Regions from separate parts of the Mus musculus genome. Here region 2 is linked to region 1. Evidence: chromatin contacts called from ENCODE Hi-C or POLR2A ChIA-PET data. All regions are on one chromosome and are shown on one strand. Each heading gives the region's core, a stretch centred on a gene start or an enhancer-like site at or near the end of the contact. The rest is flanking DNA. Distances are from core to core; before and after follow the strand shown.

Region 1 (4,819 bases), core at 590-3,089:
AAAAGAGGGTGGCAAATGGGGAAAGTTTATGAAGTACTAGTCTAGGTTTTGAGCAATAAAAACATCTAGGCTAATTTTGTATTACATCATTGCCTAAGTAGGCTATAAAGTCCTCCAGGACATGAACCAGCCTTCTCAGCATCCACGTCAATACTGCTAAATGCATGAACGTGTCCTGCTTTGTTTTAGGTAGAAAAGAATTAATTACTTTACCCAAATAACTGTTAGATATGGTCACTTATAGTTGATGCATAATTATAACAATTCTCCCACTTTGTCCACCATTATTTCCTTCCTAAGCCAATGTCAAAAACCCATTGTATCTTCTACTGTAGACCTATGTAAAGAGAATGTTCAAGTAAACTAAGAAACTGATGGCTAAGTTATGTTATCAAATATCAACTGTTCTTTAAGTGAGTCATGCTACTTTGGTGTAACAGGTGCACAGATTTTGAACCCTGAAAGCCTAAGTGCAAATCCTAATTTCTGCACTTACTAAGAACTTAATCTTCTGCACCTCAGTTTTCATGTCAATATACAGGACAAATACTGGTACTGCGAGGGTTCTGATACTGTGTCTTTTACATCTGCATTATAATCAACTCCCAATAAACAGTAACTATTAAGTTTAATCATAGTTGGCATCCACAGTCTGGAGAGACTTTTGTTTTGGCTTGTTTTGCTTTTTAAAATGTTGTTATCCAATTTCCGCAACAAAAATGTATTTTCACTGTATGCAGGTTGCTAATGCCGAGCCTCAGTATTTTGCTTTCTCCTATTTTAATTGGTTCCTGACAAAGTTTTTTTCAATCTTCCCTCCAGAGGTGACAACCAGTATCACGACCGGCTTTAATATTTTGGGAAACCACACATTTCCCTTCAAACCCCAGCTACACAGAGGTCTGGTTTTAAAACTACCGCTTAGGGAAATGATACACCCAAAGCAACGATCCCCTCGAGAAAAGGAATAATTTGATCAATTCTACAGAACCGTTCCCATTCAAACGTTCCCAAATCTGCAGAGTGAGCAAACGTTCAAGTTTCTACTAGCAAGAAGACAATCTGCAGCCTTCTGGTTACTGGACTCTGAACTCTTCCCAGACTCACGAAGCGAGAACATTCCGCGCATCTTCGCGCCTGCTTCTCACACAAAGCCCCTGGTTGAAGAAAAGTCGCCCTAGGCGGGCGTCGGCACTCACGGCGGTGCGGCCCACCCGGGGTCTCTGCCCACGGCGCCCCTTTCGACCCTCCGGGGAGCCCTCCAAGCGCCCGGCCCCGGAGCGCCTCCACGCCGGTGCCCGCCCACGCCCCAACAGCTTCAGGCCGGGGCGCATTTAGGCAGTGGAATCAGGGGGCCACGGTCCCGGCCGGCCTCGCACCCCTAAGGGCAGCCCCCGACCTCGGCAGGCTCGCCAGCCGCTGCCCCCCGGGAGCCCAAGAGGGCCGGCCTCTGCTCGGTGCTCCGCCACCCGCGCTCGACACCGCCCCCGCCCCGCCTCTCCTCCCCGCCCCGGCTCGCGTGGCGCCTGCCGGGTCAGGAGCGCCCGGCCGGCCGGGCGCCGCCACCTGCGCCCCCGGCCCCGCGCCATGTTTGAGAAAGAGCTGAAGCGAGCCAGAGGCCCGGCCCGGCCCGCGCGCCCCGCAGCCACCCGCCCGCCACTCACCCTTCGCCCCCGGGAGCAGCGTCGCCGCCGCCACCAACACGATGAGGAGCTGCGGACGACGTGGAGCAGCGGCCGCCGCCTCCATGGTCCCGCCGCCACTGTTTGTGGCCCGGCCCGGCCCCGGCCGCAGCTTCTCCTCAGGAAGCCTCGCCCCTCCTCGCCCCACCTCCCCGCCGCCGCCGCGGCCTCGCTCCGGCCCTTTGTAACTGCTCGAGGGGCGTACGCCCATTGGCTGCCCGGCTCCCGCCGACCCCGCCTCCCCCGCCGCCCGCGAGCGCCCTAGCGGGACCTAGCCGAGAGCCCCGCCCGCGGGGCCCTGGGCTACCAATGAGCGGCCGTGGGTTTCTGCCTCTAACCACGCCCCCGCACTGCTGGGCCTCTGACCACGCCCCCTCACCGCTGGGCGCCTTTACTCCAGCCACAGCGGGCAGCTCGCGCTCCCGCGGCGGGTGGGGGCAGGGTCCCAGTCTGCGCGCCCGAGGGAGCCCACGGTCCCGACTGAGCGCAGGGTGTGCCTGTGAGAGTTGCTCAGGGAAAGACTGTGACCGTTGCACGCTCTTTTCTTCTACTCCAACCCCACCCTGACTTCCCCTGCACAGTCCTGCACCCGCAAAACCCAACTCTCGCCACTCGGACCCTCAATATTGTCCGGGGTTCAACTTCCCCCACCCTAGACCCGCGGCTTCCAGCCTCCCCGCAAAGACAGTCCGATTTCTTTCTGCACTCCACGTCCGCCCCAGACCTCGTCGTCCTCTCCCCAAATTCCAGTCTCAAAGTCGGAGCCCAGTTTCGGAATCCCAAGGTGGAGCTCAGACACACCCCCGAGTGGCCTCTGTGTCTCGGCACCGTAAAAAGACCCAGACTAAGGGTCCCCGCCGCCCTCCTTCCCTCCCACCTTTGCTGTCCCCGCGTGGAAGCGGAGAGGCCCACGGGTTTCGAAGGAGGGAGGATTGCCCTACGAAGAAGCATCCCGCCCCGGGGCGAAGCGGGAGCAGTCATAGGTACTTTGAGTTGTCTCCGACACTCCTGTGTAATAATTTCGAGGTGTCACTAAAAACCCAAATAAACTCAGCTCCGCTTTCATTCTGAATTCCTAATTTACTGTGAGACGCTCCACCCACCTTCCCTCTGGGACGCCAAAATGAGCTCCAGATTTGTAATTCTTCCTGTCAGACTAGTCCTTTCTTCAGACACAAACACAGTCACGGAGGCGGCCGCATGGCACCGACAGCATTTTTCCGCAGAACCTTTTAAGGAGAAAATGTTATTTTCTGTGTGATTTGAACTCGGAATTAAATAAAGCTCCGTAGTAGGAATCAGCCGGCCTCTAGTAGCTGTTGGTAAATTGCTTTATAGCCACTTTCCAAGAGTTTGATCCTGCTTATGAAAGCAAACCGTGGGGGCTAAGAGCTGGGGTCTGAGACTGCTCCTCGGCTCCAGCTAGGACACGCTTCAGCAAGTCCTCAACCTGCCAGAACCTGAACAGGCCTGCTCTCTGGGACTCCAGAACCATCAGTTCCTGCCTCCCCTGGCTCCCCTGGCCCCCCTGGCTCAAATGCCCTGAGGTTACAGGGACTAAATTTGACCAGCTTCTAATGAAATCTCTCTGGGAGATATAAAGAGCCTGACACACCTAAAATCTCCAGTGACTGCCCCCGCCTCACCCCCACCCCTAAAGCCTTGTACTTCCTAGGCAAGTACTCTACTCATAAGCTATACCCCCAGCTCTTGTGCTCCTATGTGCACCGTATGCAAGTAGTGCTTGTGGGGTCCAGAAGAGGGCGTCCAATCACTTGGAACTGGAGTGACACCTGGAGTGGAACTGTGAGCCACCTAACAAGGATGCTAAGAACGGAACCACTTCCTCTGCAAGAGCAGCAGTCTCTTAACTATTAACCTATCTCTCCGGCCCCCAGCCCTTGGTTTTTAAAGATGGGGGTCTCACTATGCAAACCAGGCTAGACTGAAACTCGGAATCCTCCTTCCTTAGTCCTCCACCTCCCCTCCCCCAGGCCTGGGGTTGCAGCCACATGCCAAGATGCCCCCCCTATTTTTCTTTTTCTGATCTAGTCTGTGTCTTGCATAAGATCTCAAGAGATTTTTATGCTATGCATGAATAATTAATCTCATAGGAATTTTTTCTCTGGTTATCTTTAATGGGTTGCAAATATTAAAAGCTCCCATCCCACTTATAAATGGGACTGAATCACAAGTCCAGAGTGCCTTAGTGACATAATGTGTCTGGAACAGTGTCTGGGACATAGTAAATATTTAGTTAATACCATTTACTTTGCCCCCTCCCCTTTGCATGATGTTAACCTTGAGTCTAACCCAATGCTTTGCCTTATGAAGCCTGTACTGATCAACATGAGGATTTTTTTCTGTGACACATTTCCTAGTCCAGGACATTTTCCATGGAATGAAGTGTGTTCACTTGGAAACTGAGGAACAAGAAGGAGAAACAGACTATTTTTAAATTATATCTTTCTGATATTAGGGGGAAATTTCCATGAGCTACAGATCTGAAAACAAGCTGTGTTAGAATGAAACAAAACCTGTCCATTTAAATTTGGGACTCTCTACAGTTTTTTGGGTTCAGCTGCTTGGGTCTGGGACCTGGAATGCCTGCTTAAGCTCCTCTGGAGGCAGTCCAAGAATATGCATCGCTAATAAACTACTCAGGAGGTTCTACTGCACAGGGCACCTGACCACTTCAGAAGACATTCACCTGCTTAAATATAGTAAAATGAATGAACCCACCTGTGTTGAAAGGTTGAGCCAAAGGTCGAAGCCTCCAGCCTTAGAGACTTCTGGACCCTCGTGATCCTAACATTCTCTAGATATGGGTCTGGGCTGCCTGATTTCTACTCACTCCCTAGCCTCAACACTCATTCCACCTTCTGTTACCCCTCCCCCCCACACACACACCTCCCGTCCACCCTCCTTGTGGCAAAGTAAGAATTATCTTACCTATACACACAGTTTTGTTGTGAGGCCTAAATGAGTGGTTGCCTGTAGACAGTCAATCACAAAAGTTCATTCCCATCTTAGTCTCCACAAATTCTCGGAAGGCTCATAGGATGCTCACTCTAGTGCCTTGATTTAAAGGGGAAGAGAAAGAGGATCATCTTTCAGCAAGTTGGCTCTGGAGCTCT
Region 2 (4,819 bases), core at 720-3,219, 770 kb before region 1:
GTTAGTGTCTAATACCATTCTGAAAGACAGAGAGAGGGCAGCAAGCTGCAGGTGAGCGAAGGAGACCAGGAGTCCTTAGAGACGCGGTTGATTCCAGAACTGGTGCAGAAGTCACAGAGGTACAGAAAATAATAAGGACAACACAAAACCTTCTAATGGCCAAAGTGAGAACAATTTGATATATTAAGTACATAATAACAGCAAAATAATCATATGAGATTTTGTTTTTTTTTTTTATTTTTCCAAGACAGGCTTTCTCTGTGTAGCCTTGGCTGTCCTGGAACTCACTCTGTAGACCAGGCTGGCCTTGAACTCAGAGAACCACCTGCCTCTGCCTTCTGAGTGCTGGGATTAAAGGCGTGGGTCATCAGTACCCAGCAATCATAGGAGTTTATGTTGACACAAAATAGTGAATACAGATAAAGAAACCAGATGGAAAGTGCCTCCTTAGAGCAGAAGTCAATAAAGGAGGGAAATTGAGGGCTGTTACAGTATCAAAGTAATAAATAGTACTTGGGGAATAACTGGACTACTAATTGCTATAGAGAATCTCCCAGATACCAAATTTAACTAAGTCATCTGATTGTGTCAACACACAAGCAGTAGGTCCCATCTGGAAGGTCCATGGAGGCATAAACTGAAAAGGGTACTTATACCTTGTGGTATTCTTAACAGAAATGCAACACAATCTAGTCCCAACTAACTATAGACAAACTCCTACTTGAAAGGCATTACCAACATTCCTGACTCTTCAAAGCACACAAAGTCATGATACTGCTACAGATTGGAAAAGGTAATGTCGCCAGGCCCATCAAGAGTAAGGCTGCTTACTAGATACCATTGTAGAATACAGAAGGGACTCTAATAAAAAGAATGGAATCCCAAGAGACCCAGTTAACCAGATAGTAATCTCTTGCTCTCTGTGACTGTATTAAGGATGGTATGTAAAATACTAACACAAGGGCGCTGTAGTGTTCTGTACTATGTGTACGAGTTTTCTTTCTCTCTTTTTTGTTTTTCTAAGACAGGGTTTCTCTGTGTAGGGCTGTCCTGGAATTCAGTCTGTAGACTAAGCTAGCCTTGAAGTCAAGAGATCCTCCTGCCTCTGCCTCCTAATGCTGGGATTAAAGGCATGGGCCACCAAGGCCTCCAGCAACTTCTGCAACTTTTCAATAATTGCAAATGACTCCAAATTTTTTTGTCTGGTGTTTGTGCATGTATAATAATTGCTGTTTCATGGATGAAAGAACGTGTAGAAGACAGGCCTGCAGTCATTTTCCAAGCACACACATTTGCAGTGAGAGGTGTCAAGTGCTTTTTATAAACTTAATCTCTTGGTACTTGCAACTAAGATGATATGGGTACCATGATACTAGGGTTCCACAAGAAGAAAAAGTACCCAAAGGTGAAGTAAATTACTCAAGAGTTATTTAAAAGCGAAAGAGCCCCTTTCCAGGAAAAAGGTCCCAAACTGCTGATAACACTATCTCCCAAGGAAATGCGTCCCCTTGGGCATGTGGGTGGTACAAGGAGAGTAAGTGCTGGCTCGGTCCCCGCAGCTGCGGCCTCTCCGCGTCCTGCTTGGGCACCGGTGTCGCGTCGTCCCTCACGGAGTCACCAGGACGCACCCAGGCCACACCAACGACCCCAGCGGCGCGGCTGGCCCGGCGACCCAGGGCCCGAAGCAGCTCTTCACAGCGACCCGGGAGGGCATAGCGCAGTGGGGCCTCGGCCTCCCCGCTCCCGCAGGGACAGCTACTCCAAAACTGAAAACAGAGAGGCTTGGCCACTTCTGGTCGCGGCCCCGGCGCTCACACTGACCCGAGGCCGGGCTTGGTGACCGGCGCCTCTCCCTTGCGTCCACAGCCCGGCCCGCGGTGACACATCGCAGCCCAGCGACCCCGTGGCGGCAGCCCGGCAGCCCCTTACCTCCCGCCTAGGCGCTCGAGGCCGTCGATACACACTGCGCAGACGCGAGAGGGGCGGGGCGTCTCCAGGGGCGGGATATGTGGCCCCGCCCCCTACCCGGCCAGTGGGCGTGGAGGTAATATAGTGTGCCAACCACTGGATGAACAATTCCAAGTGTTTTATGGGTCGTCTTGTGTACTGTATCTAAGACAATTTACACTTGGATAACCTTCTACATGTTACAGTTTTCCTGCACATTGTGTTCCTTGAATTTTGTTGGCGAGGACGGCCTTGTGCCCCTAGCTCTTTAGGTGTGTAAAAACTGAAGCTCGGAACCCAGTGCCATCCTTCCCCGCCCCGCCCCGCCCCGCCTCCCAGAGCCCCTGAGTGACTGGCTAGGAGTATCTGAATAGCCACAGGCACAAATGAAAGAAGGCATAAACTTTTTTGTCCAGAGCCTGCTGCAGTGCTTTGGGCGTCTGTCCTTATTAAAATGATACCTGGTCACTTTGAGGCTCAGCACAGATAGGAAGTGACTCACTCCAGTTCAGCCCGTTTGTGACAGCGCTGTACTCACAGCTGGTTTTCCTAATTTCTTCTCAAGTAGTTCCAGTTGGACCAGCTGCTGCTAGAACAAGCTTTGAAGTGTGTGCAGGTCATTGATTCTCCTCTCTGAATGTTCTGACCTCAAGACCTAGCCAACTAAAATATATATATGACTATTCAGGTCTTTGCTTGAAATGGATCTTCTGATGATGAAGTTTTCAACAGTCTTAAGAACATTTCCTGTTAGCTGTAAGGAAACTCAGTTCTTAGGATCTGCAGGTAGAAAGGAAGTAGAGGGGGAATTTTAGCCCACAGATTAGGGGCTTAAGAAAGTCTTGAAAGGCAATTTTTAAAATAAAGCTCATTATTAATTAAGCTATTTGAATTTTCTTTGGGGTATACTGGATGTTAGTGTTTATGGTACCCTTAGTTCATAGATTGAGGCATATCTATCAAATTTTCATCCCAAGGAGAAAAATAAAGGTATTAGGTAATGCCATAGGATGGATGGTAAAATGCCAAAGTCAGTTAAACAAGCAATAGGGAATCATTTAATTGGTAAAGTGCCTGCTTCACAATGAAGACCTGAGTTTGGACACCCAGCACCCACATACAAAACCAAGCTCTGTGGTATATGTTTATGATCCTAATACTATCTAAATAGACAAAAGGATCCATGAGCTTGCTGCCCAGCTGGTCTTGTTGAATTGGTAACCTCCAGGCTCACTGAGAGATGATGTGTGTTCTCTCTCTCTCTCTCTCTCTCTCTCTCTCTCTCTCACACACACACACACACACACACACACCGAATCCATTAAACAAGACCTTTTGAAGTAAAGATAACTAGTGTTAAGTTTTGAAAAAGTACAACAGGGAGCTGTGGCACTCTGGAATTGACTTTGGCCTTCCAGGTGGTTGTATGATGTTTGCTGTAACTTAGGTGTGTCATGTAGAGAGATAATGATATTTAATCTAACAGTTTGGCTAGCCTCACTTACAATCTACAATACTTAATTGAATCTTTCAATATTTAGACATAAGGGGTGTGACCATTCTCTGTGCTCTTGCCTTAAGCCATAAAGTTATTAGGATAATAAGATCTGCTGCCACGAGACAAAGTTTTCTTGATATCTTAACTTAACCCAGTAGATCCAAAGAAAACAAAACAGTAAGGAGAATACATCTTGGAAAAAACAAAAACAAAAAAGAAATTATTACCTGGTAACATGATTGCTTTCATGGAGAGCCTGTAGATATGAATTCAAACAACTTCAAGGTGGTTAAAGAGATGGCTCTTCTAAATGATAATCACAAGGTTAGAAATGTAGCAGGAAAGTGAACACTGAGAAAAATGTGTGATTGTATCTATGAGAAGGTAGAGGAGCTATAAAAAGAGTGGAGTAGCCCCAGAAAGGTTGGGTTTGGGGAGGAGAGGCTTAAAAGGAGTGTCAAGTATCAACAATCTCAAAGACAAAAAACGCAGGATTACCTCATTAGATGCAGAAAAGGCCATTGACAAAATTCATCACCCCTTCATGGTAAAAGTCCTGGAGAGATCGGGGATGCAAGAGACATACCTCAATAAAATGAAGGGAGTTTACAGCAAGCCCATAGCCAGGATCAACTTAAATGGACAGAAACTCAAAGCATTTCTACTAAAATCAGGAACAAGTCCAGATTTTCCACTATCTCCACACCTACTCAATAAAGTCTTAGCTAGTGCAATAAGGCAAATGAAGAAGAGCAAGGGGATACAAGTTGGAATGGAAGAGGTCTAAATATCTTTGCAGATGATATGGTAGTCTGCATAAGTGACCCTGAAAATTCCACCAGGAAATTCCTATAACTGATAAACATTCTTAGCAAAGTAACAGGATACAAAATCAAGTCACAAAATTCAGTAGAGCCTTTCAATATATAAATGACAGATGGACCGAAGAAAAATCAGTGAAACAAAACCTTTCACAACGGTCTCAATAATGTAAATATCTTGGAGTAACTCTAACCAAGCAAGTGAAATACATGTATGACAAAAACTTCAAGTCACTGAAGAAAGAAATTGAAGATATCAAAAGATGGAAAGATCTTCCATGCTCACAGATTGATAGGACTAACATAGTAAAAATTGCCATTCTACCAAAAGATCAAAAGCAATTTACAGATTCAATGCAATCCCCATCAAAATTCCAACACAATCTTCACAGATCTTGAAAAGACAATTCTCAGATTCATATGGAAGCACCAAAAACAACAAACAAAGAAAAAACTGGATAGATAATACATTCCTGGAAAATAGAACTGTGGGAGGTCTCACCACTCCAAATTTCAAGTTATATTACAGAGCTATAGTAATAAAACCAGGATC

The links. Hi-C counts contacts between places; a loop is a spot of excess contacts on that map. ChIA-PET counts read pairs that join two places held with the same protein, here RNA polymerase II (POLR2A).
Region 2: a map of heart shows a loop between it and region 1 (3-fold over the local background). The contact joins the promoter of Stx17 here to the promoter of Tgfbr1 in region 1. A Hi-C loop is called at or near these places in 1 of 37 maps with a recorded cell type or tissue (heart). POLR2A ChIA-PET finds 5 or more read pairs at or near these places in 1 of 5 experiments (embryonic stem cell).

Annotation. Positions count from the first base shown.
Region 1 is chr4:47,350,242-47,355,060 of GRCm38, reverse strand. Tgfbr1 (transforming growth factor, beta receptor I) reads right to left here and starts at 1,839. Exons shown (of 9, transcript NM_009370.3): 1 at 1,665-1,839. The coding sequence starts at 1,749. It overlaps Gm32435 (a long non-coding RNA gene), which reads left to right. Exons shown (of 3, transcript XR_390551.4): 3 at 823-2,747.
Region 2 is chr4:48,122,069-48,126,887 of GRCm38, reverse strand. Stx17 (syntaxin 17) reads right to left here and starts at 1,969. Exons shown (of 8, transcript NM_026343.2): 1 at 1,930-1,969.